Linked DNA regions of Homo sapiens: regions 2 and 3 are each linked to region 1. Evidence: chromatin loops called from intact Hi-C (ENCODE). Cell type or tissue: IMR-90. All regions are shown on one strand. Each heading gives the region's core, and the rest is flanking DNA. Links, peaks and the distances in the headings are about the cores only.

Region 1 (10,902 bases), core at 997-5,996:
CTTTGGCAGGAGGATGGGAAAAAGAAAGTTTCTTGTGGGTTTGTAACACAAATTAGCCATTGTAAATCACTGGGCTTCAAGGTTCAGGCAAATCTATGTGGAAAGTGTTAGGAGTTCTTTTCCTCCTCCTGTTAAGAAATCTCATTTCGTCAGGGGAACTGTTATGTTCTACAGCACATGATTCTGGAGACAATTATTTGGCATTAATAACTTTTTGTTGATGTTGTTCCCCTAACAAATATTGCTTCAAAATTGGTGCAGCACCTGGACAAGGCGGGCGAGTGTGCTGCCGGCCAACATCTGCTCCTTGCCCAGTCGCAAAAGAGGTACCTTGGCCTTGCCGCGCACCCCCCACCTCGGGGACCCTGGCCGCTGTCGCGAAGGCCCAGACAGCCTAGCTCGGCCGCGCGGGGAGGAGAGAGACAGGGAAAGGAGCGGGGCACTCCCTGCACTCCCAGCCCCGGCCTTCGCTCGGGACGCTGCCAACAGCCCCTGAGTTCCTGCCTGGAAATCAGGGATTCTCTGCGGCTCCCCAGGCTTCGACGCCCGGACCCCCAGGGGAAGGGTCAACAGCTCGGACGTCGAGCTGTTCCACTCTATCGCTTCCCAAGGAAGCGGGCTAGGGGTAACGGGCACGGTTGGTGGGTTTGCCCCCAGCAGAGGCTAGCGGTGGCGATTAGGAGTCCAGATGTCTTGGGTATAGCCGTCGCCCCGGGAAAGTGGGCTCTAGACGCAGGAGTTGGCAAGCCCTCTCTGGGGGCACGCGTGGCTGGGGCAGAGGTGCAGTGGGCCTAGGAGTGACAAGGGTTCGAGGCCCGGAGGAGAGTCTCCTAGCTTTTTGCCTGCCCGGCTTTTCCACTTGACTCTGCAGAGTCGGGCCCAGGACATTGCACCTGCATGGCAGAGGCAACTGTGGAAGATGGTGCCCCAAGAGAAAGAGGGAGATGAGACAAGTGCAGGAAGACTGGAGAGGAAAGGGGGACAGCTGCCCAGGGAAGTACAGTAATCTGGGCTTTTCCTGCTTTTTTGAGGGGGGCGGGCGGTATTTGTGAGAATGAAGGGGGACAGCTGAGAGCTGGGGAGCAAAGTTCTGAGGCAGGTTTCCTTCAGCTCCCACCCATCAAACTTCTGGGTGTTTCTGACCTCAGCTCCCTGCTTCCAATGAAGAGGAACCTACTCTTTAAGAGCTGAAGCACGGGGGAAAACGAATTCTTAGACCCCCTGGAAACCACTCCCCTGCTGGGCCTAAAGTCAGTTCCCTAGAGAAGGGAGCCCGGGAGACCCTCTGGGCACCCCGGCATCTCAAGCCAGAGCTGAGGGCCCGGAAAGTGAGGGGCCGCGCCTCAGTACTGGAGGCCTAGAGTCCATCTCCGCGAACTGGGGGCTCTCAGGGCCCGCAGAAATCCCCCTTAGCCCTCCGAGGCCCCTGGAAGGAGTCGCCCCGGGAGAGGAAATCACTCAGCTCTGAAAAGCGTCGCAAACGGGCGGTGGGAGAGTTCTAAAGCGGCCTTTCGCCTCTCGGAGGAGGTGAGGCCGAGCTGGGGATGTGCGGGTTTGGGGCCCAGAACTGCACCGCAGGGCCGCAGAGGCGGGAAGCTGGCCGGAGAGGAGTGGGAAGGCGACCAAGGGCAGCAGCAGGGGCTCCTGCGGGGCGCAGGTCTGTGCTGGCGCCGGGCCTGGCCTCTGCAGGCTCGGCGGAGCCTCCCGATTGCTCCCGCCGCACCCGCCCGCGGCCACTCACCCGGCCCCGCGGCCAGCCCGGGCGGGGTCGCACGCAAACAAGGATGCTTCTATTTACTCGCCTCTGCCTGTAGATTTCTAAGACATTCAGCAGGCACAATCATTAAACTAATTTGTGTTTGATTGTTTGGGCGGACGGAGGGTAGTTTTATTGCGCTAAGCATTCAAGCAGGCACGCATCGCTGATTACCAGTATACATTAAATAAAGTTGTTTGTACACATTGTCTTACCACATATAGGCAGAGGCTTATTATTCTAATTACTCTAATTAGTGCATTGAAATGTTTTCTACTTGATTTGAGGAGACAGTGATTAGTTCTATTACTTCTTTTAACTCGTATTTTATGGAAAACTGTTGGTGCATGTTCAAATTACTTTATTTGCCCCTGGAATATAACGCTGACCCAAATGCAGTGAACTGCACGGCCCTTGTGGGGCCCCAACTTTGATGTGGGCCTCGGCTTGGAAGAGGCGTCTGTTATTTATTATTTCCCTCCCACCAGCGTAGCCTGGTCTCCCAGCGCCGTGCCCGCCGCCCCCGCCCCATCCTGCGCCCCAGATGCGCGCCCCGCTTGGACCAGTCCGAGCAGAGGGGGGTTCCGAAATCTGCTCGGACGCAGCATCGCTGGCCGCCTGCCCCGCTAGTTCCCCGAGTGCGATTACTTTTTAAAGGCTCCTTTAAGCATATTTCCGTGAATCTGTTTCTTGTGCTTTAATGTTACTATTAATTGATAAGATCAGCTCATCAAACATACTATTTCGATAGGGAATTGTAATTAAAACCTTAATCCTGTTTGAGACTTTCTTCTCTCTCTAAATTCCTTTTTCTTATGAAAGGGGTGCAAAGTTCACTACAAAAAGTACTATAACAGGGAGATTAATTCGTTATCTAAATAACAATCTTTGCTATTGATCCAACGTACTTTCCGCCACCTTTTGTGTTGGTCCGGGAGGCCCTTAAAAAAGAGAATATACAAAGCAGAAGATCTGGACCAAGCCCCACCGACTCCGATAGACTTGGGAGAGCGAGGGGATCCGCGGTCCGCCCCCCTTAACCACAGTCTGAGGAAGCTTCAGAAGTGGGTCCTGGCCGTCCCAGGCGATGCCACTGGGGAAGCGCAGCGCTAGAGCCGCGGGCCTGGGAGCCGGGCTCCTCCACAGTCCTCTCCCCTCGCAAAGGGAGATCTGATCTGCTCAGTCTCTAGGTAAATATTCGACCGATTCTGCTTTTACTTTTAATATTTAAACTTGGATTATCCCGTCTCCAAATGCGCGTTCCTAACCTTTGCCAGTGGCTGGGATGTAATAAATCCTGGCGGGGCCGGGGCGCTCAGCCTCCCCAGGTCGCGGCCGCTGCCTCCCTCCCCCGTCCCGCCCCGCCCCGCGGGCCCCGGCCTGTCCGCCCCTCGCCGCCCGCAGCGAAAGCCGCGCCGGAATGAAATCAGCGCCTCCCCGCAGCTGACGGCTGAGCATCCTGGGCGCTGGCAGGCGGGGGAGGCCGCCCTTTATCCCGGCTGAGGAGTCCTCGGGGGCTGCAGATGGAGCCGCGGCTACCCGGAGGAGAAAGAGCCCGGCTTCGTGGAGGCAGCAGCCCCCAGGCATAGGAGGGGGTAGCAAGTGGGGCCAGGGGCCGGGAGGTTGGGCGGGGTCTATGGTTTGTATGTGTTGGGTGGCGGGTCGGGGAAGGTACCCTTTCCAAACCTATCTCCCCTCCTCGCTAGCCCTTTTAAAAAGGTGGTGGCCCCAGTTTGAGAATAAGCCCCAGCGTCTCTGAAGCCACGAGGACCGTTTGTGCTCCCAAGTCAACTCAGTATTCCGAGATTTTCTTCTTTTCTAAGAGCTTCACCCCCTCCCCACACCCTCCTTCTTTCCGTCTAACAAAGTCTTCTTTCCCCCACGCACAGACTTGTTATGTAACAAAGTCTCCCAGGCGAGTTTAACTGGAGAATAAAGGACACCCTAGCCCCACCCCTCCTTTCCTTTCCCTTCCCTCCTTCCTCCCCGCTCTCTTCCCTCAGTGCATCTGTTCTCCAGGACTTCTGTCCTCGCACCCAAGAAAGCGGCGGGCCTTAGCCGAGTAGAACTTTGGCGCCCCACAGTGGCATCGGCTCGGAACTACCTTTGATTTTACAGCCTCCCAGTCAGCACAACTGTTTTTGTTTCAGATCCAATTCTCCTTCCCCTTACTCCTCTCCTTCCTCACTCTACATTCTTTCCCTCAACCCCTCCTAGGCAAACACTTATGAAGGTGACTACGCATATGACCCCTACAAGGGTTTCTAAACATTTAGTTCTAGGTAATTCCTGAGTAGATATTTGAAAAGTTTAGCCAGAAAAGACACTACGTTCTATACCAGAAAAGTTCCCAAAGGTAGGAAGAAAGAATCACTTCCCCAGTTCCTTAGTTCCTACATGTTGAGGCTGTAGCAGATAAGTCTTTAGTCTCTCTAAGGAGCCTCAGCTTTTGGCAGGCATTAAGACCAGAATACCAGGTTAGAAGCCACGGTTAATAACAGGTACAATGCTTCAATCAGCAAAAATGGAGTCCAGCAAATGCTATTTTAACCCAGCCCAGTTTTCATCAGACACTTCTTGCTCTATAGTAGGTTTGTTCAGTTTTACCACTCAAAAGTGAGTTTTTTAAAAAGTGGATCACTTGAACAGAAACTCATCCATGGAAGAATTTTCCAGACTAGGGAAAACATTCCCCTAGAAACTCCCACCAAAGGTATCAGTTCAGCCTGTGGAGCTGAACTTTGCTTCCCTCAGAGCCCAGTGCATTTGTCCTCCCATACTATGGGCCATTTGCACCATGAATGTTGTTTTCTCCCTCCGCCTTTATCCAAAGTAACACGACAAGGAGAAGAAGAGAAAGGACATGGACTTCAGGCAGATCCCAGCAGTATTAATGGAACTGGGCAAAGGATTTGCAGTCAGAACACATGTGTTTGTCTATACTTCTATGCTTACTAACCAGCAACGGGGGAAAGTCAGTTGACATCTTCAGATCTCAGTTTTCTCATGTGCAGAATGTGGATAATATTCCTTTTTAAACTTTGCAACAGGGTTGAAGTAAGGCTCGGATGAAATAATGTATATGAAAGCATTGTATAAATTACCGCAAATCCAACCTGAAGCACTACTGTTGCCAACTCCAATGGAGGTCTTTGCTGTGACTAATAAGAAATGTTTGTTGTTTTGTTTTTTGAGACAGGGTCTCTCTCCATCGCCCAGACTGAATTGCGGTGGTGCAATCATAGCTCACTACAGCCTTGAACTCCTGAGCTCAAGGGATCTTCCCATCTCAGCCTCCACAGTAACTAGGACTATAGGCATGTGCCACCATGTCTCACTTTGTTGCAGAGTCTGGTCTGGAACTCCTAAACTCAAGCAATTCCCCCACCTCAGCCTCCCAAAGTGCTGGGATTATAGATGTGAGCCACTGTGCCCGGCTTAAGAAATGTTTTCTAACTTAAAAATAACCATATAGCCTTACGTCTATTTGTGTGGGGGAAGAGAAATGCAGGACAGTCATCTCAGTTGCATTATCCAGGGAAGGCACCACCGATTCTGCTTAGCTTTAAATTGGGGCTGCCACTCAGGAGACATTTTGTGTTTAGCATGTTCAGGTCCTGACTTGTAGCTGAAACGATCAGTCGGGCCCCTGGCGCCACATACCAGTGACTGCAGCGACTGTAGCTCCTGTGATGCGATGGCTAGCCCCGTACTCTTGCAAAGCACTCCATTTCTTCAACATCTTCCAAACTCCTGACGTTTATAGTGTCCATCTGTGGTGTCATTTATAGCAGCCTGGATTAGGAAGAGAATACTAGGCTCATGCACTTAAAACCAAGCACACACACGAAACAGCAGCAGCACTAATCACCCGCAGCTTTTCACGAATCCACACACGCCTCCCGTCTAGAGAGCCCCAGTGGCCCAGGGCCACCTCCAGTCCCTGGACTTGGAAATCAGGACGCTGTGGATCCCACAGGCGCCCCGCGACATCCTGGAGTCGCCGGGAGTGGCGCTGCGGTGAAAGCCGGTGCCTAGAGTGGGCTTAGGGGTCCCATTCCACTCGGAAAGTCCTCTCACCTCCCCAAGGGCCATTCTGCCGGCGCAATGTGGGGGTCCCTCCGCCACTCGAGCAGAGCCTGCCTAGGCCAGGCACCCCTTTGGGTGAGAGCGGAGGGCCCCTGGGACGCCCAGCCAGGCCTGGCGTCTGGGGAGCCGGGGCTCCTGTGTGTGTCGGGCAGGCTCCGATGGCCGAAGCAGGGACGAAGGAACGGCTTCGCTGCGGGAGGCTAGAGGGCTGCGCTTCCGCCCTCCCGGCCTCCCTCTTGCCGCATGAGCAGCGCAGGGCCTCCTGGGCTGTGCTGGGGTCAAGAGTTATGAACACTTCGTGTCCTCAGGAGCTCACGGGGGTGACGAGAGGCGGTCTGGGTCTGAAGCCGCTACACAGAGGGGAGCAGTGGGGCCTCGGGGAGCAGCGGGGCCTCGGCTTGGCGGCTCCCCCCGCCACCCCGCCACCTTTCAGGACCCAGGCCAAGCCGCCTCACGAAGACCAGGAAGCGGCCTCTGCCGGGAAGCCACCTGCAGCCTATAGTCCCCTCCCCAAGCGGCCCCAGCCCGTGCTATCTCCTACATAGTTGCCTTCCGAACGCCTGGAGGGCCCTGACCCTTCCGGTGTTCCACCGCAATGGGGTCGGGGGGAGAGGGGGGCTGTGGCTGCCTGAGACCTCCAGGGCAGCGCACATTACGGGCGGGAAAGGGAAGTCAAGGCAGGAACCAGAACATCCAGGGAGAATGCAGGTCTGACATGAGCCAAGGCCTTGGCAGTAGAGGAACTTTCACCAGGTCGTGGAAAAGACCAAGCCACTAGCCCCAAAGAGCCGGACTTCTCGCCAAGCGCCGGAGTCCCTGAACCAGGATATGTGGGCACTGCTCCCTGCAAGGTGTCGATAATGCAGGTACGTGAAGACACACGCATTTCCAAAAGAACAGACCTAAATGCAGAACTTTAGGACCCTTAGAGTAATCAAAGTTAGTTAGGAGGTGATTTAGCAATCTCAAAAACAAAAAAGGAAGAATGCTTTGGCAGAAAGAAGAGAGAAGTGGAGTAGGCACTCTGGGTAGAAGGGAACTGGCACAATGTGAGGCAGGAAGCAGGAAAAGGCAGAGGGCGAGCAGGTTTGCTGGGCTGGGCCGGGGAGCAGGAGCTGGCACCTGGCATGAGAGGGCTGCTAAGGGAAACAGTGTATGGAGTTAATTGGTAGAGGGTCTGGAAGAAGTTTTAATTAGACTCAAAAGGCAATTAAGAGCCATCGTAGAGGGGGAGATCCGATGGAAATAATGCTCCTGGAAGGAAGAGAGTTGGCACAGTGCATTGGATAGGTTGGAAAGTGGTAAGGATGAAAGCAGGGAGGTTAACTAGGTAGGAGGTTGCTGGTGTAGATCTGACTCAAAGTGGTCAGTCAGGGAAATTTGAAAAGGATAGGCAAATGACTGGTGCCTGAATGGCTGTAGGGGGAAAAAAAGACAAAAGAATGGTGATACCATGATTACATTTTTAAGGAAGAAAATGGACAAGCATAGACAGATGAGAACAAAAGAGAATTGTAGAAATTGTGTTCAGTTTTAGATGTGCTAATTTTACTAGTTTATTTCTCTTTTCCTTCCTCCATCTCCCCCACCCCCTCCCAGGAATATCACGAAGTCACCAGGATAGCAGGTTTTTCAGCAACATTTAACTATTTACTGAAATACCTCTAATGCTGACCCTAGTAAAAACAACTTAATTTCAATTCAGGAAATTTCATTAAGAATACATGCTAATAAATGGTACCTCTGTAACTGCAAGAATGTGAAGGAAGAAAAAACGTACGTGAATCTGAGGTCTCACATTTTTCATTTGTAGTAGGTGCTATCCATGGTGTGGAGAAATTTTTATAGAAGAACAGCACCCAGGCTAGAGAATGAGACCTGCTTGAGACATATCACTTCTTTTTCATGTATCTTCTGCCACATATTTTCATCCAAATGTTTATTTGTTTCTAAGACAGCTAAAGAAAGGAGTCTATTTTAAAGAAATTTAGACATACATTAAACTTTCCTTGTTTAACACATTCAGTCAACTAAAACTATGAGAGGTCATGTTTGGGGAGAAGACATTTGTTTATACTTAATATCACTTCCTAAAACACAAAAACCCCTTTCTAAGGTTTCCTAGACTTTAAAAGATAGGAGTGGTATACTGTATTGATTTCAGTTAGGAAAAAGGAAGGCAATTTGAATAGGGGCCAGTGGAATACAAATATGTCAATATTCTCTTGAATATAGTGTAAAGTAACTGAGATTACCTGGTTTTAAATAAAGAGCATATGAAAAATGGAAAACTTTTCCTCTTAGATCAAAAACAAGACTAAAGTGCCCACTCTCACCACTTTCATTCAATATAGTATTGTAAGTTTTAGCCAGAGCATTTAAGCAAGAAAAAGAAGTAAAAGGATTCAAATTGGAAAGGAAGAAATAAAATTGTCTCTGTTTGCATGTGGCATGATCTTACATATAGAAAACCCCAAAGACTACATCAAAAAACTTTTAGAACTAATACATGAATTCAATAAAGTTATAGAATATAAACCAACATACAAAAAATCAGTAGCATTTCTATACACTAACAAAAAATAATCTGAGAAAGAAATGAAGAAATCAATCCCATTTATAATAGCAACCAAAAAATAAAATATTTAGGAATAAACTTAATCAAGGAGGTGAAAGATGTACAGTGAAAACTATAAAACATTGATGAAAGAAATTGAAGACACAAATAAATTGAAATATATCCTGTGTTCATGGATTGGAAGAATTGATATTTGTTAAAATGTCCATATGACCCCAAATGATTGACAGATTCAATGCAATCCCTATCAAAATTCCAATGATATTTTTCAAAGAAATAGAAAAAAAAATTCTAAAATTCGTATGGAACCACAAAAGAGCCTGAATAGCTAAAGTAATCTTGAGCAGAAACAACAAAGCTAGAGGCATCACACTACCTGATTTCAAAGTATGTTGCTAAGCTTAAGTAATCAAAACAGTATAGTACTGGCATAAAAACAGACACATAGACCAATAGAACAGAATGGAGAGCCTATATGTAAATCCATGCATTTACAGTCAATTGATCTTTCACAAAGGTGCCAAGAACACACAATGGGGAAAGGATAGTCTCTTCAATAAATTATGTTGGGACAACTGTATATCCACCCATAGAAAAATGAAATTGGACCTGTATCTCACGATATATACAAACATCAACTCAAAATGGATTAAAGAATTAAATGTAAGACCTGAAACTGTAAAACTACTAGAAGAACAAATAGTGTGAAAGTTCCTTGACATTGGTCTGGAGAATGATTTTTTTGGATTTGACCATAACACTCAGGCAGGAAAGCAAAAACAGGCAAATGGGATTGCATCAAACTTAAAAAGCTTTCCACAGCAAAGGAAACAATCAACAGAGTCAACAGAAAATATCGGCAAACCATACCTCTGATAAAGGGTTAATATCCAAATTATATACGAAACTCAATTCAGTAGCAAGAAAACAGCCTATTTTTTTAATGGTCAGAGGACCTGAATAGACATTTCTCAAAAGAAGACATATAAATGGTCAACATGTGTATGAAAAAAAGCTCAACATCATTAATCATCAGAGAAAATGCAAATTAAAGCCACAAGGAGATACCACCTCACACCTGTTAGAATGGTTACTATAAAAAAGAGAAAAAATAAGTTTTGGAGAGGATGTGAAGAAACGAGAACCCTTGTCCATTATTGGTGGGAAATTAAATTAGTACAGCTATTATGGGAAACAGTATGGAGTCTCTTCAAAAAACTAAAGAAATAGAACTACCCTATGATCCAGCAATTCCACTTCTAGATATATATTCAAAGGAAATAAAATCAGTATGTCAAAGAGATAATTGCACTCCCATGTTCATTGTTGCATTATTTACAACAGCCAAGATATGGAATCAATCTAAGTGTCCATCAATGGATCAATGGATAAAGGAATAACACACACACACACACACACACACACACACACACACGAATACTACAAAGCCTTAAAAAAGAAGAAAATCCTGTCATTTGTGACAACATGGGTGAATGTAGAGAACATTATGTTAAATGACATAAGCAAAGCACCAAAAGACAGTACTACATGATCTCACATACATGGGGAATCTAAAAAAGTTGAACACATAGAACAGAGAGTAAAATGGTAATTGCTAGGGGCTGGAGGTAGGGGTGGGGAAATGTTGGTTAAAGGGTAGAGTTTCAGTTAGAAAGGGTGACTAAGTTACAGAGATCTATTGTTTATCATGATGAATACAGTTAATAACAATGTATTGTATTCTTGAAAATTTCTAATAGATTAGATCTTAAATATACTCACCTCAATAAACAACTATATGAAGTGATGGAATATATATATTTATATTTTATTTTATTTTTATTTATTTTTGAGATGGAGTCTCACTCTGTCGCCCAGGCTGGAGTGCAGTGGCGCGATCTCAGCTCACTACAAGCTCGGCCTCCTGGGTTCACGCCATTCTCCTGCCTCAGCCTCCTGAGTAGCTGGGACTACAGGCGCCCACTACCACGCCTGGCTAATTTTTTTTTGTATTTTTAGTAGATAGGGGTTTCACCGTGTTAGCAAAGATGGTCTCAATCTCCTGACCTCGTGATACGCCCACCTTGGCCTCCCGATGGATGATATATTAGCTTGATGTAATCATATCATAAAATATACATATATCAAAATGTTATATACCATAAATGTACACAGTTTTTATTTGTTAATTATACCTTAATAAAGCTAGGGGAAAAATAAAAACAGAGCATGAACTGACTTCCACATAATTTCTCTTCTTCTTCTCTGTGCTATAGATAGTCAACCTAAGTTAGTTCTATTTTCCACTTCTTATTTAAAATAAAGCTAACCAGAGGTCATTAATTTCTTTTTCTTGGAAGCTCCCTACATAGCATTCATATTTTAAAAAAAAAAACTTTTCACCTGAAAATGTTAGTTAGAAATTAAAATTTTTGGTCAGGCACAGTGGCTCACGCCTGTAATCCCAGCACTTTGGGAG
Region 2 (10,902 bases), core at 3,358-8,357, 1.3 Mb before region 1:
CTTGAACACTCTCTTGGTAGACAGTTCTACTTCCTTCCCCATTGCTTCCAAGAACATTCTCCAGCTTTTGACCATTTTCTTTTTTTTTTTTTTTTCAATGAAAAATTTTTCCATTTATTTAGATTTTCTTTAATTTTTTTTTTTTATTATACTCTAAGTTTTAGGGTACATGTGCACATTGTGCAGGTTAGTTACATATGTATACATGTGCCATGCTGGTGCACTGCACCCACTAACGTGTCATCTAGCATTAGGTATATCTCCCAATGCTATCCCTCCCCCCTCCCCCGACCCCACCACAGTCCCCAGAGTGTGATATTCCCCTTCCTGTGTCCATGTGATCTCATTGTTCAATTCCCACCTATGAGTGAGAATATGCTTAAATATTGCCAGCTGTGGTTCAATAATTTCACTTGCAAGTTCTATTAGTGCCCGAGATGTTATATGTCAGGGTAAAGATATTATAAATCACTGGGAATAGTTAGATACATTTTTACTATCTCTTTAATCATTTTTTTCCTTTGCCTTTTTTATCCACTAACATTATGTTTCCAATATCAAGAAGTATGTCTATTTCCTCATTTACTCATGTTACCTAAGTCAATGTTCCATAATAATAGTGAGCTGTTTATCTCAATGCAAAAATTTGCTATTATAAGTAATCCAGTATAATAGTTTTACACAGTGTTCTGCGTAAACTTGTTGATTATATATATTTTATATATATTTATATAAGTTTATATTGTATGACTAAAATATAAGGAGAAATATGACAACATTTCTAGAAACTGTACGTTACAAGAAATAAAAACAAAATACAGATTTAAGAAAACTCTCTTTTGACCAAAGGAGGAAAAGGAATAAAATAAACAGAGCAGATATATTTAGGAGTTTTGGGCTGTGATTTTGTAAGGCTAGAGAAATGGCAAACACTGCATGTTCTCACTCATAGGTGGAAATTGAACAATGAGAACACTTGGACACAGGGCGGGGAACATCACACACCTGGGCCTGTCGGGGGGAAGGGGAGCTGGGGGAAGGATAGCATTAGGAGATATACCTAATGTAAATGACGATTTGATGGGTACAACAAACCAACATGGTACAAGTATACCTATGTAACAAACCTGCACATTGTGCACATGTACCCTAGAACTTAAAGTATAATAATAAAAAAAGAGAAATGAATATGGAGAGATACACTATAGTTTAGTATAAAGATGGGATTGGCTCTTAATGAGCTGAATGCTGGCTGGTCTACCTGTAGTCATGAATGCTTGGGCAATAGGCTTATGTATTGAGCCTCAGTTTCCTCCAATAAAATTAAGAAATGAAGGGTCTTGTGCTTATTTTTGAAATCTCCTGTCTTTAGCAGGTTTTGGGATTCCAGAGAAAATGGAATGTGAGTGAATTCAGCTTTGTACTCTCTGTGCCTATCAGGTGTTTACCCTTAATTTTCAAGACATCTTTTTTTTTTTAAGAAAAGGTTTTTTTTAAAATTTTTAATTTTTGTGGGTGCACAGTATGTGTTCACATTTATGAGTTACATGAGATATTTTGGTACAGATATGTAATGCATAATAATCACATCAGGGTAAATGGGGTATCCATCACCTCAAATATTTACCCTTTGTGTTTCAAGTAATTCAACTATTCTCTTTTAGTTATTTTAAAATGTACAATTAAATTATTTGCTAAAATAGTTACCCCATTTTGCTAGCAAATACTAGGTCTTATTCACCCTAACAATTTATTTGTACCCATTAACCATCCCTACCCCCTTGCGCATCCCCTCTACCCATTACCCTTCCCAGCCTCTAGTAACCATCCTTTTACTCTCTATCTCCATGAGTTCAATTGTTTTAATTTTTAGCTGTCACAAATAAGTGAGACCATGCAATGTTTGTTTTTCTGTGGTGGGCTTATTTCATGTAGCATAATGACCTCCAGTTCCATCCATGTTATTGCAAATGACGGGATCTCATTCATTTTTTTGGCTGAATAGTACTCCATTGTGTATATATACTACATTTTCTTTATCCTTTCATCTGTTGATGGACACTTAGGTTGATTCAGTCTTGGCTATTGTGAATAGTGCTGCAATAAACATGGAAGTGAAGTTATCTCTTTGATATACTGATTTCCTTTCTTTTGGGTATATACCTTGGAATGGAGTTGCTGGATTATATGGTAGCTCTATTTTTAGTTTTTTGAGGAACTTCCAAACTGTTCTCCATAGTGGTTGTACTAATTTACATTCCCACCAACAGTATATAAAGGTTCCTTTTTCTCCACATCCTTGTCACCATTTGTCACTGCCTGGCTTTGGATAAAAACCATTTTAACTGGAGTGAGATAATGTCTCATAGTTTTGATCTACATTTCTTTGATGACCAGTGATGTTGAGCACCTTTTCATATACCTGTTTGCCATTTGTATGTCTTCTTTTGAGAAATACCTATTCAGATTTTTTTGCCAATTTAAAAAATTAGATTATCAAAATTTTTTCATTAGAGTTGTTTGAGCTTCTTATATATTCTGATTAGGAATCCCTTTTCAGATGAGTAGTTAGCAAATATTTTCTCCCATTCTGTGGGTTGTCTCTTCACTTTGTTGATTATATCCTTTTCTGTGCAGAAGTTTTTTAGCTTGATGTGATCTAATCTGTCCATTTTTGCTTTGGTTGCCTGTGCTTGTGGGATATTACTTAAGAAGTCTTTGCCCAGACCGATGTCTTGGAGAGTTTCCCCAATGTTTTTTTTTTTTTTTTTTAAGTGGTTTCATAGTTTGAGGTCTTAGCTTTAAGCCTTTAATCCATTTTAATCCGTTTTGGTTTGGTTTCTTTATATGATGAGACATAGGGGTCTATTTTCATTCTTCTGCCTTTGGATACCCAGTTTTCCCAGCACCATTTATTGAAGAGACTGTCCTTTCCTCAATGTATGTTCTTGGCACCTTTGTCAAAAATGAGCTCACCATAAATGTATGGATTTATTTCTGGGATCTCTATTCAGTTCCACTGGTTTATGTGTTTGTTTTTATGCCATTACCATGTCGTTTCAAATACCATAGCTCTGTAGTAAAATTTGAAGTGAGAGAATGTGATTCCTCCAGTTTTGTTCTTTCTGCTTAAGATAGTTTTGTCTAGTCTGGGTATTTTGTGGTTCCATATAAATTTTAGGATTTTTTTTTCTATTTCTGTGAAGAATGTCATTGATATTTAGATAGAGATTTCATGAAATCTGTAGATTGCTTTGGGTAGTATGGACATTTTAACAATATTGATTCTTCCAATCCTTGAACATGGCATATCTTTTCATATTTTTGTGTGTCCTCTTCTATTTCTCAAAGCATCTTTCTTAATACTTATGGTTATATATTATAGATTTTGCTTGTGTATTTAAAATAGCTTCTTTTGTTGGTTTCTTATTGCTAACACGTGTAATGAAATCTCACAACTTCCTTTTGTTTGTAGGCTATCACAAACCATAAGCACAGAGATATAGATACCACCTATTTTGTTTCAATTTTGATGAAGTTAGTCTTAGGAAGTTGAGGAAATTCAGCTTTGGTCCTGAAAATCTAATCTGCAGAATGGTTATGTATTAATAACACCCTAGCAAAGAAATTCTGTTAAACAATGTCGAATGTGATAGACTTTTAATGGCAGCTTAAACATAGAATGGTAAATGCAGAAAATAACTAATCACTGTGATACTTTTTCAGTAATACGGTTTTGCTGAATTTTCTCCACAAGGACTGCAACTGTGGATTTGTATGTGAGTGGATTTACTTTTGAGCATTATAGAAGATAGACCTGTGTTGACTTTCTTATCTGCTGGTACTTCACCCTGCTTGTAGCCTCCAGCCCATGAAACATTTCTCTTAAATCAAGGTTAAAAAATAACTATTTTAGTTCTGAAAATGATAGCTATTTTTGATCTTATAAACCTTGATTCAAAACCTGAATATAGTACTTATAAACTTTCCAAAGTTGAATAAATGATTTAATTCTCTTGACCTCAGTTTAATCATCTGTGAGATAAGAAAAATAGTATTTACCCCAGAGAATTCTGTGTGAATTAAATGAAATTATAATTATTGTCAATTACAAGGTATTCTGTATTAGTTTTTTTTCTTGCCTTCCTCCCTCCATCTTGTCCTCCCTCCCTCTCTCCTCCTTTCTCTTTCTTCTTTGCTTTCTTTGTTTTCTTTCTCTGTCACTCATTTTTTCTTTTCCTCCTTCTTCTAATATATAATTCTCCAATCCAAAAATGTTTTCATAGTTACAATTTTGTATTTGATGATTATTTATATTATGTGCATTAAAAAATTCAACCCAACATTTATTGAACACTTCCTCTGTGCGAGTCACATTGATAGATATTAGGATTCAGAGATGAAATGAAGACAGTGTTCCTGCTTTCAAAGTGATAAAAACTGAAATATAAATTAACTAACAGTTACAATACAGTGTGACATGACCTGTTTTGAGCAGGAAGTGCTATGATATACATAGGCATCCAGGTCAGCCTGGATGGTCAGGGAGGCCTTTTTTTTTTTTTTTTTTTTTGAGACGGAGTCTTGTTCTGTTGTCAGAGAGGCCATTTGTAGGGGAATGCACCTCATCTGTTAGCTGGGAGAAGGAATGATCTAGGTAGATCAAGAAGGAAATCAGGCTGAGCCCAAGAGGGCCTAGCATGTTTAGGTACCTGAGAAGGTTAGTGTGGTTCTAACACAGGATGGGAAGGACCACGAAAGGAGCAACAAATAGGATAGTGTAAGTAGAGATGAGATGATAAAGGCCTTTGTATGCTATGTTTAGAGGTTATACCATGTTTTTCTATCTGTTCTTCATCTTTTAAAATTTTGATTGGCTCTATAATACATATATTATTCATGTGCTCTTTTGCCTGTCTCTTCTTTTCTCTAGATGATAATCTCTATAATGGTGATTCTCAAATTTGGCTACACATTAGGATCACCCATGGGAGGGGTTAAAGAAATTATGAAGCCTCAGCTCACCCCTACAGATTCTGATTAAATTGTTATGGTGGTCTGGGTAGGGCAATGTGATGTCTTTGATTGACAGTGACTGCTGCCTCAGGCAGTTTCACTATTCTTTTTGGACAGTTGAGTGTTCTTGCAGGGGTTTCCTCATTCATTCTTTCTTTTGTAACTGCTGTTGTCCATAAGTTGCTTGAGAGAACTAACAAAATCGTGTCTCATGTAACAAAGTTCCAACAAAATTTGGACCTACAACGATGAAAATAAGATTAGGAAGTCAAGACTAGTGGGGAAGAGTGAGGGTCCTCACAAGCAAAAGTTAAAAGTAAGAAAGGGTGAGTAAAATACTTGTTAATGTAAGTTTCTGAGAAAACAAACTTCTCCTTATGATTTAGCATTAGCAGACATTTGTGATCTGGGAACTGCTTTAGACAATGAATACTACGGTGGACATCTATATGCATAGACCTTTTCATGGTTTTTTTGAGTAGTATTTCCAGCAGAATTACTAGGCCTTGCAATTCTTTCTAAAAGGTTGTACTGATATACAATTGCTACCAGCAATGTAAAAGGACCCACTCCAACCCTAACAATGAAGCAGCATGCTAACTGTGCATTTTCTCATGGTCTCAGAGTACTGTGAAAACAACATTATACACAACAGGCCAGTTACAAAGGCTATCTTGGGGTAAAAGAGAAATGGAGAGTGAGTTGTGTGTGTGTGTTGTGGCATTCCCTCTCTCATTCCTCATGGAGTAGCAGAAGGGATATTTCTCCCCCTCCAGCAAAGCTGGAGAAGCTTTAAGAAATCTACTTTGAGAGGGGAAGTGTCTTATGTCCCCTGAAATTTAAGGGAAACAGGAACTGCTACCCAACCCAGGCCTGAGCAGTCCCAAAGTGACAGCTTGGCTGGTTAGATCCTGTGAATGTAGAAGAACTAGCTGAATTACCCACAGGGGGAGCTAAGATGCTTGAGTTTTCCAGCAGACCAAATGAACTGGATGAAGGGAAGCCAACTGTATTATCTTGAAAGAGATTCTGCTCTGGAAGATTCACCTTCAGGAGAAACAAGTCTTCTGGGTTGGGGGAAACTTTCCAATAGATAGAATATCCATACTGTGAAGCCTCAGAAGGTAGGGGACTGAGGAAGTTTGTCTTAAAAGCCAGCATAAGATGACATCCTCTGCTTTCAATGAACCAAGAAGTTTCCCAAAATGCCCTGGGAAAAAAACAAGCAGTCCTGATGTCAGAGACAGCTCATTAGCCATAGTACACTGTCCCTTTCTCTTAATTTACTCCTGCAGACCCAACTCTAGAGGGACCAAAATAGCAGCTAGAGAGTAGTTACAAAGAGGTGGAGTGAAGAAAATGTGAAGAAGCTGCTTATATTCTTTTCCTTCCTGTGGGTTTCTGAGTCCAGGGCAGGCCAAAACTGGAGGAGGGAAGAAGAATGTCATTAGCTGATGATCTGTAGTTTTGATATTAGACTGAATCGAACTTTTACTTTCTGCAAGTGACTGCAAATAGCTTTGAAATCTGATCAATCAGGAAAAGTGGTGGGAAATAATAAATTAATTGTTACCTGCTTGTGACTGATCCAGTAAAGTCTCAGTAAATACAACCATTACAACTTCAGAATATTTTCTCCTACACGTGCTTTTTATCTGAGTTACTGATTTTCATTGATTGGGAGTTCTAAGTGAATGTATATTAAAATCTGTTGATCTTTTCCTTCATTATTTTTTCTTTGCTTCAAATCTGAGAAAGTTATTCTTTCGTAGATCTGATATTCTATTCTCTTTTCTATTCACTTTTCATCAATGTATAAAAAACATTTAACAACTCTCTGAAGTTTACTTTGGCATGTAGTAAAATGTTCATTTAATTTAAATTATCCCAGATTACTATCTATAGCTGAAAATTGGCAATTTTTTATTCATTCACATTGTCCTTCTATATGTGAGTCTTACTGTTTTTTAAGGCCCACATACTTGGGACCTATTTATGTTTGATAAATTTGAAACATACTTAGAGATTTATCTTATTCTTGAGTCAGGCTGAAAGTGGCAGGAGGAGTGGGTTGTAGCTGGTGGGAGTGAGCTTAGCGTATTCTGAGCAGCATTTGGCTCAACTGACCACTCCTTCCTTTTAAAAATTGGGCCGATTCTTGCAAGAAGCCACAAAAGAGTTACTCTCTTCATTTTCTTCTACCTCTTTTCCCTTGTGTTTGCCTAGTTTTTTCCACTTCTATCACTACATGTGGGAATTCCTCTGGATTTGATTTTGAATCTGTGTTCCTTTTCTATGCTTTCTTCCCAGGAAACGCAACCACTAATAATTTAAAATATATATTGATGGCACAGTAAGATTAAGTCTTCCAGCCAGGCCCGGTGGCTCAAGCCTGTAATCCTAGCACTGTGGGAGACCGAGGCGGGCGGATCACGAGGTCAGGAGATTGAGACCATCCTAGCTAACACGGTGAAACCCTGTCTCTACTAAAAATACAAAAAAAATTAGCCGAGCGTGGTGGCGGGCGCCTGTAGTCCCAGCTACTCAGGAGGCTGAGGCAGGAGAATGGCGTGAACCTGGGAGGCAAAGGTCTCAGTGAGCCAAGATCGCGCCACTGCACTCCAGCCTGGGTGACAGAGCAAGACTCTGTCTCAAATAAAAAAAAAAAAAAAGATTAAGTCTTCCATCCTTACAGCTTCTCCATGCTCTAGATTCCTATGTCCAGTTGTCCCTCATTGTAGTAAATGACTAAAGTCATCTAACAAGTTGCTAACTCATCCTTGAATTTTTTCTTTACATTTTCTTCCCGCATTCAATCTATTTTTAAAAAGCAGTAAATCCCAGTGCAAAAATACTTCTATATATTTTCTCTGCATGTCTATTTTCACTGCTGTATTCCAAGCTGTTAATTTCTCCAGGCAATTTATAATATCCTAAAAGGCTTCAGGGCTCCCCTAGCTGTCTTATAGTACTCTATTCCTATTTTGATGGCATGTAACACAATCTGTTATTTTTTAATGTGTTTGTCTATTAACTTCCTGTTTCATTAGACTGTAAACTTACAAGGGCAGGAAACATATCTGACTTATTCTTCCCCATCCCCCAAGTGCCTAGCATGTTACTCGGTATATATTAGACTCCTTATAAGGAGAAGATAATTTCATTTAAAAATCATGCTATATTGAATTAATTTTCCTTTTCCATACATTTTTATAATTTTATCATCGGTAAAATTTTTCAATTCCTTGGGACAATTTTCTTAATCGGTATATGGAGAAGAAATCCAAAAGATCCTTTACGCAATTTTTGCTCCTATTATTTCCAAATTATTTAATTAGGTATTGATTTAGTACTTAAAAAGAAACTATTTTATTTTATCTCTCATTATTTTATTGATTATATATTTGTATGTGTTCTACCTCCCTCCAACATGTTTTAAAACCAGAGATTTCTTATTGGTATGTAAGTTTTCTTAAGATATGAAAATCCACATACATTATGTTATCTAATTTGTTGATTAAAGAAAACTAAAATAATTTTGTTGGTCCTCTAACCAAAATTTTTTATAGTTTTTTTTCTTGGCAGGATTTATGCTGTTTTGATAAAAAGTTTCATTGGTTGGCTTCTTTTTTTTTTTTACATATTAACATTTTGTGGGCCTATTTTATTCTCTAGGCTAGAGTATTTTTTCCCCTTTTCTTTCTTTTGCTTTTTTCTGATGTTATTTTTCAGTTGGTTCTTATCACTATTTCTATTGGATACCATCTGTTGTTTTGGTGACATGTTGAAAACTTTCCTAAGGATTCCTGATTTAAACTTCTTTTTCTTTCTGATGCTATATGTGGCTATAAGACAAAATGAACTTTGCAACTAATGCTATGTTTGACAATAGTTGTAATTCTTGCATTTTTCTCTACTCATTCTCTCTGTTTTATTTTCCTTGGTTAACTGGTACATTTTGAAATATTTCTTATGACTTACAATGCATCTTAAAAATTGGCTTTTAATAAAATCATTACACATGGACTACAATTGGTTTCATAAATTTGTCATTCATTCAATAATATTTATTGTTCATTTACTACACATCAGACAATGTTGTTAACATAAATGTTGTTCATATTGGCATCAGCTCATGGGGATATCATTTTAATTTAAACTTTTAAAATATTTTCACCAGTTTTATTAAGTTAAAATAACTGTAATTAACTTAATGAACAGTATTCATTTCTATTAGAATTTCAGTGTTCTAATAGCTCTTCTTTTCCACCACTGAGCACTGACTGACTGACCTGTCTTTTATAGATACAGATTTTCAGTTGATAGTTCTCAGTTAACAATAATTGCTGAGCCCTTATTATGTGCTCTATGTGGAGTAAAAAGCAGTTATAACTCCTCCCTCATAAAAACCAATTTGTAAGAGATAAGGTTCCAGTAAACAAATAAATATGCGATTACAAATTGTGATAAATGCCTTGGAGAAAATAAATAATGTGTATTGAAAGAAAATAATAGGAAAAATTACTTTTGTTGATCTAACTCCATATATTCAATTAAACCTGTTGCCTGAATTATTGACACACATTTTCCCATTGTCTACTATATATTTCCATTGTGTGTCGACATATGATACCTCAAACCTAACATCTTCTCTCTCTCTCCTTTCCCTTCCTCCTTATTCATATAGTTTATTGAAGCCAACTTTCTGCCAAAAAATTTAGTAGGCACTTTACAGATAAATTTTAATTGTAGGTTATTTATTCGTATTATCATGCCCATTTACTGATAGAAGAATCGAGTCTCATAAAATTGAGTCTCATGAACTAACTTTCTCTTGGTCAATCAGTAACAAATTTTCAAGCAGGAGTGCTGACTTGGGTCTCCTGATTAGAAAGTTCAGATTCTGTCTGCAATTATACCAGCTTCACAGCATTTATTGTGTACCAACTCTGTGCTAAGAAGATTGCATTTCTTTATGTAATCATTACAACCCCATGAGATAAATGCTATCTTCATCTTACATAAAATACTCAGAAATGTTAAATTACTCTCCATTGTCACATAGATGGTAAGAAACGGAGGTGGGATACGAGTCCAGATCCACTCCAGGAAAGCCCATGCTTTTTCCTGTTCACTGCATACTTCTATGATATAGAGTACTGTTTATTCCTTATCTTGCTCAATAAGGCCTTGAGGCCATAGATGAAGTATTTTTTATGACTGTATATGAAGAGCGCTCATTAATTGTCTATTAAAGATTGCATAGGTAGTTTAATAAGTTGAGTGCTTCAAATTGTATAAAATTTGCCCAAAATGATTTTATTTTTTATGGCACTAATAAGGTACCATATCCTTATTTACAGGCCATAATGTTTAAAACAATCTAACTTAGCCAGGCTTTTCACCCTGTAGATGCTGACATTCTGTCAAGTGAATACCAGCTTCCTCATCTATTTGGCAGATATGTGAATATTTATTAGGTGTCTGGCACAATACTAGGCACTGTGAATACAATATAGGGAGAAACCTACGTGGGTCTTGCCTCATGGACAGCCTAGTGATGGAGACACAATAACCAAATAATAACACTGATAAATATAGAATTATAAACTAAGATAAATGCTACAGAAAATGGGAATTCTGTGCTAAGAAAATTTATCCATCATGAAGAGGCAGGCCTAATCTGGGTGGGAAAGGTGAGTGGAGAGGATCTATCAGGAAAGCCTCCCTGAGGATTTATAGGTTGTTACTTATGTTTACAGTATTTAGGGAGAAGTGTAGATACAGTACAACACTAGAAAGTTATGAATTGTTGTTTATGTACACTTGAATCCAGCAGATAGTACAAAACATATTTTTTCTCTTCTCATTAAGTCACTTATCAGT
Region 3 (10,902 bases), core at 2,486-7,485, 1.4 Mb before region 1:
TCAGAAATCTGCCTTAGTCAAGCGATCAATGTTAACACTAGTTGTAACACATAGTGACAACATGAATCCCTTGAAATGATGTTCTGAACAGAACACAATATCTCTTCTGTGGTATTCTTGCCAAAACTCACAACTTAGAAAGTTTCTAGGTCATGAAAGATAAGGAAAGACTGGTGAACAATTATAGATTAGAAGAGCCTAAGGAAAAATAACAAAGAAACGCAGTGTGGTGTCCTGGATGGGACATTATAACAGAAAAAGGACATTAGTGGAAAAATTGGAGAAATTTGAATGAAGTCTATAGTTTAGTTGATATTATTGTACAAAAATCAGTGTCCTGGTTTTGATAACTATGTCTAAGTACAAAATGCTAACACTAGGGGAAACTGAGTTGGGGTATACGGAACTCTGTATTATTTTGGCAAGTTTTTTTGATTTCTAAAATTAGTCAAAACAAACATTTAAAAGATCTTCATACATATGTAAATGTCATATAAATATGCAACTGGAAATAAAAGCAGATTTATTATTCATGTATTTACATTGCCAGTGATTGTTAATGGTTATTTTAAGTTTAGAGGTGTTTGTATCAATATGGACACTATAAAGTTTTGAATAAGTTTTAAAAACAATGTTATTCATATTAACTCAAAGTTTTTGGCCAGGCGCGGTGGCTCACGCCTGTAATCCCAGCACTTTGGGAGGCCGAGGCGGGTGGATCATGAGGTCAGGAGATCGAGACCATCCTGGCTAACAAGGTGAAACCCCGTCTCTACTAAAAATACAAAAAAAATTAGCCGGGCGCGGTGGCGGGCGCCTGTAGTCCCAGCTACTCGGGAGGCTGAGGCAGGAGAATGGCGTGAACCCGGGAAGCGGAGCTTGCAGTGAGCCGAGATTGCGCCACTGCAGTCCGCAGTCCCGCCTGGGCGACAGAGCGAGACTCCGTCTCAAAAAAAAAAAAAAAAAAAAAAGTTTTTGGTTTTATTTGAGTGGTTTTTGGTTGGTGTTCCTTCTCTTTAAGCTGCACTTTCTGGATATTTTTCTAAGCATTAATAATGATACTTATAGTAGATTGTAGCAGAAATAGGATTAATTTTTTTGGTTTATGAAACACTAAGTACTTTTTGAGGATAAAATTGGCTGTCAGTCCTTGGAAATGCTGTACTGATAAATTTGCTTGCTTTTAAACATTTTTTTATTTCTGCCCCCTACCCATTCTCCACCTTTTTGGATTACAAACCACAATGTTCTTGCCTTCTCTATTGCCCTCTAGGGGTAGACTAGAGAACTTGTGCCGTTGTGAATTCCTGACTGCAGTTCAGGGGGAAGAAAATAACTTGGAAGTTTCTGAATTTAGTGGAGATAAATACGGATAGCTCAGAAATATATTTACCAAATATCACAGTCTCGATCTTTGTCTAGCATTGCCAGCATGTTGTTTAAAGACCTATTGTTTATTGTGGCATATGCAAATCCCATTAGCCTTGTGCCAAGTGGAAGACTTGGGGGCATAGTAGATGCTTTATTCACAAAGACAATGTCAACAGAAGCCTTCAGGATCAATCTCTCATCTGTGATCCTTCCTCCTTCATCATGCACACCCCCTTCCCTCAGATGCCTCAGGCTCTTTGTTCCCCTTCCTAATATTAAAACCCATTCTGTTAGCTCTTTTTCGGAAATAAATGTTTGTGAAGAATTAAAATGTTATTTCACCTATTTCTGCTTTTGGAAAAAAAATCCTACACATTTACTCCCTACTAAGAATATATTATTCTTCAATTTATTTGTTTATTCTTTCATCTCTCTACTATCCTTCGGAGTTCAGGTGTTAGTAGCACCATATTTGCATCGAATATTTTCATTTGCTAAATTAAAAAAATCTCAGAAGTATCTTTACCTTTTTTTGGTAACATTGCACTTTTATAGCATTACTGAGACTTTATTTTCTAGGAATATAAGGCTAAAATGAAATTTAAGTCATAATTCAATATGGTGAATATTTTAATTCTTGACAAAAATATAACTTTTCTGAGATATATTTATTTTATGAATGCACAAAAGAAATATATATATGAGTTAATGAAAGCTTCCAATTGACATTTTTAGACTGGAAGTTAACTGAGGCCAGCTAAACGTGTTAATTAGTTGACTGTCATTTTTAAATAGAGATTTACAATATGAGTTTGAACTTATTAATATTATGAATTTCATTGTTGTTTTCCTGTGAGCTGTATGAAACTCACCACAGTAGAGAGCTGGATGGTTTCAATATCTAATGACTGAACTTTTCACCTCAGGCCTTGGGTCACATTAGGCTTTGGTTTCAAGTGATTGACAGCCATTTCATAGTAACCTGAAATGAATTGGGGGTCAAAATCATCCAAATGATGGAGAGAAAATGCCCCCGTTAGAAAAAAATAAAGGCAGAAGTAAACTAACCAGTGTAGTTGAAACTAATTGGCCTCCTTATTGGCAAAGGATTGAACGGGCACAGGGACTGAATTAATCTCTTGAATTCGGTGGCAGATCCTTGCAGGTTGAAATTGTGAATTGGCAGGTTAGCATAAGGGGTGGCTGTATCCCCCTAGCATGTGATACTTCTGTTCTGTGAATTTCCATTTTGTGGAGCTGTCAATCTGAGGCTTTTGTGAGCATTAAACTTTCTTTAGAAACAACACCACTAAAAAAAGAATGACCCCACCTCCTAAACTACCACATAAATCAGCTTGATTAGTAATCTCTATTAAGAGACATTGAGTTTTGAATTGGCTGGGGTATTGTAGGTCCAGAATGAAGGACTTGGCAGGCCCAAATAGGGAAGTTTGAACATCTGCCCTACTCCGTCCTAGCACTTCTGCAAGTTTTAAGCCTATTCACAAATGGCCTAAATTATAAAAGTGCAAACTGTAGTTCTCCACAAGCAGTTTTTCAAATAACATTAAGGGGTGAATATATAATATTAGTATTTATTGAAGGTGTAGAAATTCCATAAAATATTTTATATTAAGGAGAAAGGTAACAGTAACAGACCTTTATATTTGAGCCCATTAATACCAGCTTTCTTTTAGCATTCTTCTTTTCTGTAACAAGTGAAGTTTGATCTTGAATTTTTATTCAAAGCTCTGTAAACCAAAGCCACAGATGGGGTATTGCTGTGTCATTTCCATGGCCTTATACAGATTACAGAATGTATGCAGCTGTCCCATACTCCCTTAATAGACCTTCAGCTTTTCAATACATCTTCCACTGATGGCATTTCTGTGGATAAACATCATTTCAGAATGAAATGTGCCAGATGTCCTGCAGTGCACTTAGGTACAACAAGGCACTTTTTAAAAAAGTCGCGCCTGTATTATTTACTCATTTAGAGAATGTGACTTCTGGAATATACATTGGAAATCCAAAATTTGCTGAATGAGAGAGGAAATATTATAAATAGTTTTTAACTCATATGTACCTTAAAATTCCCTTAAATACATTTTTTCTGGACCATAAAGAAATCAATGTTTTATATCCAGGTTTCTCATAATTTTTTCCTCTAGGAGGCATAACTCAATCAAAATCTCTGGTTACTACTGAATAGAAATAGTCCTTTTTATTGAGGTTAAAAATTGCTAGATCAGGGATTTGGAATATATATGTATGTCTATATATACACACATATATATAATGTTTCCTTTAGTATAGCTAATTTTATGAAGCATTCCTTTCAACATTCTTGAGTTTTATATTCCTGCCACAAGAAAATATTATTTTCAAGTTCTGTATTTTGTTATTGTTGTTGTTAAGAGACTGGAATAGGTGATCCAAATGAAAGTAAAACACCAGTGAGAAATGGCAATTCAGGATCATTCCAATATCAGCATTTGATTCTCTCATATCAGATGCAACTATACCACATGCTCAATTGAGTGCTTGACTGACTATTGACTTATGTCATTTAACATTTTTTTACATACATACCACTCTTCAAAGCCTGCAAATCATTGACTGCAAGGACCATATCTTCTGCCACTTAATATGCCTCGTTGCTGAACACAATGTGAGATTTTAGTCAGTGGCTGTTGAGTTGATGACTACGTTTATGGTAAACTAGAACAAGGAGATGTGTATTAAATTTTTCTATGAGGAAATCCATTTTCACTTATAAGTGCTTATAGATTATACCAAAGATATAGACTTCACTTAATTGCGATATCGCAAACTGTGGTAGCTTTAGTGTTCTTCAGCATGTTTTTTATGCATTTTTCATTTTTTAAAGAGTGAGATTTGTAGAGGCAGTCCACTAATAGCTGATAAAACTGAGGTACAGACCTTTAGATGGTCCACAACTAAAGGAGATGGTGCTAGGCTGTATTTTGAAGCTTCTGAGAATCCCTAGGAATTATTTAAAAGAGACACGTCCTTCAATATTGCATAAACTAATTATCTATGAACTGTTTATCCTAAGCAAAATAATAATAATAATAATAATAAATCATAATGAGAAAATGTTACTCCAGGAACGTTGACAATTATTTAAAATCTCACTATGTATTTAATTCAAAAAGTGTGATTCTTGAGGCTGTATACTTTTCTATGTGTGCACTCCCTAAGAAAACTAGCTGAAACTTTTAATGATTTATCAAATCACTTGATAATTTTATATATTGTCAATTTACCTCCTCTTCCTAACAGCAATGTTCCTCTTAACACAAAATATACTGCATTTAGAAAACTGAAACATATTTATCATTTGTCTTGCCATCAAGGTTTTTAGAAAATATCTGCGCTGTAGTTCTGTCTCTGACAGCTGTGTGGTTAATTTTTCGATCCCTGGTATGTAGCTGTCTCTTTCGGTGCTGCTGCGTTTGCAGCCATGCTGTCAACATCCACCAGAGAGCAGAGCAGCTCCAACCCCCACATCTTTCATGCTAGAAATAGATGGAGACAGTAACACAGTCAGATCCTTGGCCAAACAACGCGGATTGCAGTTCATTTCAAAGGTCAGCACATATTTAAGCTTGCTTCATTACTGCCACCTTTATGCCTGAGATTTTCATTTAAAAAAAAAATCAGTTTACCCAGGTTCCTTTAGAGACAGAAAAATGAAAGTGCTGAGTCCTATTTTCATTTGGAGATATCAAGCTTTTTATCAAATTATAGTGGTGGCGTTTCAGAATATTTCATATCTGATCAAGAGGGAAATCCAAAAATAATTTTCTCTTTATTCAGGAGTCTTTCAGGCAGGAAAACTGTTTTATTTTTTACTTAATATTGTGCTCAAGCCAATCATTTTAAATTCATAGAGAAAGCAGACATTTAAAAACAATTTATAATAAAAATATTTTGGAGTTTAATATTTTTATTTATATTTTCTAATGAAAACACCACAATTTGTACTCTTTCGACATGTTTTAACTTATCAACTAGTAAAATAAATATACACACTTTCCTTTCTTATATTAAGGATGGTGAACAAGTGGATAATTATAAAACACTTTCTAGTTAAAAAGAAATAGTTTGCCTTTTAAGAAAAAAGCAAGGATGGTTTATTTTGTTTTAAATCAAATCTGTCCTTTTCCTATTTACCATAAGGATCTAATATACATAGGAAGAATATGATACAGTATACATTAGGAATATTAATATGGCCTGTGTATATTAAGGATTCTCAATGGTTTATGTCACAGATATCTTTAAAACTAATACTTTATTTTTAATTAAAATAATTAATTTTGAGACGAAGCTTTACATCTTCTTTGCAAAAACAGAGTTCTAGGAAATGAAAGAAAATCATTCTGAGATAGGATGTACAAGCCACTGAGAAAATACATTTTCAAAATAGTGTTTTAATAAAGGTTTTTGATACCAAAATGTGAAAAAAATTGTATAAGTGGTTTCGTTAATCATTGGAAATTAAACTGCCTATAATTTTTTTAATGACTAACAACATAAGTAGTAAAAAATTTTTCAAACTTGATGTCATGATCATTTTAGATCATTGAAATTTATATTTTTCTTGTAACACATTGTGGGAACATAATTATGGACATACCTTAGAAAGAGTTTAAAAGGAATGCCTGGAGGCTAAAGGCTTCCTAAAAGAAATACTCACATACTCAGGTTATATAGCTGAATATATATATTATATATATATATAATATATATATATATACGTATATATTTTAGTGATAATTTTAACTAGGTTATTTTAATTTTGGCATTCATGTATTTCTGAAATGAATATTTAAAATACACTATAACTGAAAGAGGAAAAAACATATCTATATTTAAAGTATAATAATTTTAGATTTATAAATAGATTTTATAAAAGTTTTTTGAATACTTCATTAATACTTTATCTATAACTTACTTTAAAATAATTAAGAAATGTATATGGCTGAAAGTCCAGTCATCAGTTGTATTTAGACTTGGACTACTTCACTCAATTCTATAGGCTGGTTGGAATTTGAAAACAAATTCTCATTTGTTTTCAGGAATAATGATCTATAAAAAGTATGTGAATGAGATCCAGAAAATATGATAGTAGGACATTAGGATAAAAGTAAGAAATGTGAAAGGTGAGAAAACTGGGAAAAAATAGGACCTCAAGTCCCTTGGACCATCCAAGTGCATCTTTTAACCTGAAAGATAACATGAACCCTTTTTCTTGTCCCTCAGATTCTAAAGTACATGGTGCTGATTTTACTTGTTATAAATTCTAACGTGACTTATATATAGGTTCATTTACTTCTTTCTTAGATGCAATTTAAAACAACAACTCAGCATTATGAAATAAAACCAGGTAACAAACTTGCATAAGTGCTCCCTGAATCTAAAGTAAAAGTTGAAAAAATTAAAACCAGCAATAAAAGAAAAGCAAACTTCTATTAGAAAATTATATTCCTATTTTAAAGGAAGTAAAAAGATATTTATTGCCAATTATTTGCCCAACAGCACATTATCTCATTTAACCTTCATTATCACACTGGGAGCTGGGTGGTGCTAGGCCCATTTTACAGAGAAGAGACTTAAAATTTTAAGAATTTAGTGATTACCTCTATTACCTAGCCAAGGCTTGGTCCCAGATCGTCTGACTTCACGTCCTATTTTTCTCTTTTGCTAAGTTAAAATTCTGGACAAAGACAAAAATCCTTTCCTTAAAGGTTAACTATCTTAGAGATTCATGGATTTGAATTACTGGCAGAAAGAAAAATTAGGAAGAGCAAAGATTAGCTGTGAGGTGAATGATAATACATGGGTGATTTCTATTTTTCAGTTTGCGATTTAATTCTGTAGTCAATTATCTGTATTAAAAAACAAACTAACTAAAGTGCTCAAAACTTAGACTGATTTGTTATTTATCAGGTATTTATCCTAACACTTTAATTACTACTCATAACAGAATAATTAAACCTATTTGGCCTATATTCCTGGTAAAATGGGAGTTTTATATATGAAAAAATAGCACACATCATTTTTGGATAATTAAAGGTAGTCCATTGTATGTGATATTAAAGGCTGATATCTTTAAATACGTCGTGACAATTTTAAGGGTGGAAATATAATTTAGCTTGACTTTTGGCTTTTTTTTTTTTTTAACATGGGTTAAAAAAGTTTAGTGTACTCAAAGACTACAGAATTGCCCTATTGTTATTTATTCAACTCAAGTACCAGGGGCTAAGAAAGTCAGGAAAGCCACTTTTTTTTTTTTTTTTTCCATTCTTCATCACGGCCTCTACTTCCCTGGCTCCCCAGATGTAGCATGGCCTTGTTTTGAAATGATACATTTAACAGCAATATTTTAAAAAGCCTTTTTCATTTGTACAAATGAGAAATCAGGTTCAAATGATTACAGGTAGAAGTGATCTTTAGCCTTTTCTTAGAATTTAAGTTAGGTTTACACGTAGAGGTAGGTGATCTTTGGCCTCACTTTAGAATTTGAGTTACAGGTTTTTGAAAGCCTGGTAGCCTGGTAGCCCTTTACATAAGCTCTACATATCCTGCAATAGAGCAACCAAAGGATACTTTGACTGCTGTAGTAGACAGTTTCTTTTCTTTTGCTTATTAATACAAAGGTGCTTAGCGGCACAGTAGGAAAATTTAAATTCACTCTCCAAAAGCCCATTTATGTGGAATGTGTTAAAATTACTTTTTCCAAAATAATTTGCTAACCTAGTATTCTTCTATATTCAGAAGTTTAAAAATAAATCTCTTAAGCCTCAAGCAGAATAATGATTTAATACAAAAATAAAGATAAATGATTTTTTTTTCTTACAATATGGTCATTGTCTTTCACTGAGTTCTAAGGATGTTAACATTAAAGTTCCTATGATGAAAACACTTTAAACTCTATGATAGGAACTTGGAACTTTCTGTGGAAGGCTCTTAAGAAATCTGATACAACCAAAATATTTTTCAAAACTTGTGTTTGTTGTTGTTGTTGTTGTAAGTTGTGCTTGATTAAAGGGATTGTACTTTACAATGCAAATATTAGAAGGCAGATTTGAAAGTGCTAGTATATTTTTAAAGAAATTCATATATGTTTTCTGAGTTGATTCTATCTGAACTTTTAAATAGACACAGAAGCAGAATCTCTTATCACTAAATTAGGTCATGGAATAATAGCACTATGCAAAGGTTCAGATGAAAAGATAGTGGTAACATCAAAATTTTCTCATTTTCTTAAAATTTAAGATAAAAATGAAGGGTCACTGTGTAGAGATTTCATGAGTTTGACTCATTAATTCACGAAGAAAGGAAAAGGAGAAGAATATATTTTTAAAGAAAAACATTAGAATGTGTTGGCTGTATTTCAGATGATGATTTGTTTTTAGTGATTTAGACCTCTATTATATTTCTGTAGAATTAGTATTGATCATTTCAACTTTTTTAGGAGCCTTATTTTGCTCTAATTCAAAGGCAGCACATTCTGTCTTAAAATCGTGAATACTGCAGAGTTCTTCATAACTTTATGGATCCAGTCTTTTAGTATTCATTTGGATATTGCATTGTTGTTAGCTAGGTATCCCTATGTTGCTTGTTTGTATATTTAGAATATGGCTGATATACTTTATTTTCTTAATATATCCCAATGTATTTTAATATAGGAGCTTGCATGTGGAGTTCCGAATTTATTTTATGATAGCACTCTCAAATTTTATAGTACATTATTAATTTGCTAGGCTAAAAATCTAAGCCAGTCTCTGAGCCTTCAAAGAAATTCTAAAAAACAAAATGCTGTTAGTTGGAAGTATGATTTCAGTAGGAATATCTTCTGAATTGTTTGTGGTTCATATAAATATATTTTGAGGGAAGTTCTTGTACCAAAGTTCAAGGTCCTGATATTTACATAGTTTCTTTACATAGTGCACCAAGTTGATTTGTGAGGAAATGAAGAGAATTTAAATTAAAAATTTAAACCATGAATGTAAAATTGCTGGATATTTGCACATAGTACAGGGTTGAAGGGAGTTTTTTTTTAAGTTATCCATATGGCAGCAGAACTTTTAATAAACAATAGTTCTAACACAGATTCTTTATGGAAACAGAAAATAGGATTTATGAGGTGACATTTTGAGTATGTTAAGTAAAATGAAATAAGATTAGCTTTATTTTCCTATTTCCCCCCAGCCTTGCGAAGGTTTAGTGGCTGAATTACCACTTATAATTTGTTTTTTCATTCCTCGCATGCATTTCATTAACCTATTCCTGGCTCTGCAGCCAGCCTGCAGAGAAAAATCAGCAGAAGGATTTCTGAACAGATTGGCTACAACACGCTATAGGACATATTTCAGAATCCAAGGACAATTTGATAACTTTTACTGTGCTTTACATTAATAATGTGAAAAGTTTCATTTTGTTTAAATGGTATCTTAGAGAATTAATGTTATTTAATAATATTTAAGTAAAAGTTATGAGATATTACCAAACAGTCAAAATTTAACTCATAGTTCATTGAAATTATTCTGACTGCTTCAGAGTCAGGATTAAATAGATTAGTATTGAAGTTCAGTTCAGGGATTTTACCACTTATTGGATGAACTACTGGAATAGTAGTAAAAGTTTTTTGTAATACAGTTGATTTTTCTTTGAAATAGTTATGAGACTCATGTAATAAAGATTGGAAGATATTTCAAACAGATGTAATTGTACAATTTTCTGAATATAACAGAATTTTGCCTTTCATTCTTTTTAAAAATAACTCTCAGTTATGTATGTTAGCGCAATAATGCAATTGCACATAAATAAATGAAATTGGTGTTGAAATGCAAAAAATTATTTTTCATATGAAAGTTACCTTTTAAATTATATTTTGATTTGACTTTAATTTTGTACATTTGCATTCCCCAACAGAGAATGATGGCTCAGAATGCCCCAGGTGAGAGGATGAGATGAGTTTGTGATTTAAAAATGCTGTGACTCTAAAAAGAAAATTTTTAAAGTTAAAAGGTACTTCAGTTCAACCTTTTGTCCTATAATTCCCTCATCCTGTCTGAAAACTCAGCATTCTCTGGTACTGTTTTATAACTTATTATTTGTTCGGGCCAGTGATAGTACACTCATTACCACCCTGCAAAAGGCAGCCTCTGTTTTGGGATATTTTAAGAATCAAATTGTTTCTTTCTTTTCTTCTTGCTTGTTTTGAGCTCAAATCTGCCCTATAATACCTTTTATTTGCAGTTTTTGTTCTGTGATAGAAAGCTACCAGAATGTCACTCATTCTCTACGTAAAAGACTATCAAATTCAGCTATTGCTACATTTCTCTGCTCTATTTTATAGCAAAAGTCCTGGAAAGAGTTCAATTCAGCAAATGTTTATGGAGTGTCTAATGTTATTTTAGGTTCTTAGGATATAAACAAACAAACAAACAAAATAAAGATCCCTGCCTTGAGGAAGCTTCTATTCTAGTTGGAATA

The links. Peaks named below come from ENCODE experiments on the same cell type or tissue, not always from the same donor. Only the 100,000 strongest peaks of a DNase experiment are listed, where the experiment ranks them.
Region 2: it touches region 1 in a loop (12-fold over the local background); 2 of 110 quality-filtered maps call a loop at or near these places.
Region 3: a loop joins it to region 1, with 13 times the contacts of the local background. A loop is called at or near these places in 12 of 110 quality-filtered maps.

The regions. Positions count from the first base shown.
Region 1 is chr6:98,842,130-98,853,031 of GRCh38, forward strand. LOC124901364 (a long non-coding RNA gene) reads left to right here and starts at 4,880. Exons shown (of 2, transcript XR_007059690.1): 1 at 4,880-6,711; 2 at 7,445-8,136. RefSeq lists an enhancer at 5,848-5,967 and a silencer at 6,078-6,297. In IMR-90, for the core only: a CTCF peak has its summit at 3,839; a DNase peak (open chromatin) is centred at 3,812; H3K27me3 peaks cover 4,478 bases.
Region 2 is chr6:97,580,588-97,591,489 of GRCh38, forward strand. All of the region lies in intron 1 of LOC101927314 (a long non-coding RNA gene), which reads left to right. Among named protein-coding and RNA genes, the nearest start is that of MMS22L, 300 kb to the left of the region's middle. In IMR-90, for the core only: a CTCF peak has its summit at 5,976; no DNase peak of the experiment used is centred there.
Region 3 is chr6:97,435,902-97,446,803 of GRCh38, forward strand. The region is part of intron 1 of LOC101927314 (a long non-coding RNA gene); the gene reads left to right. Among named protein-coding and RNA genes, the nearest start is that of MMS22L, 160 kb to the left of the region's middle. In IMR-90, for the core only: a CTCF peak has its summit at 4,907 (motif pointing right); no DNase peak of the experiment used is centred there.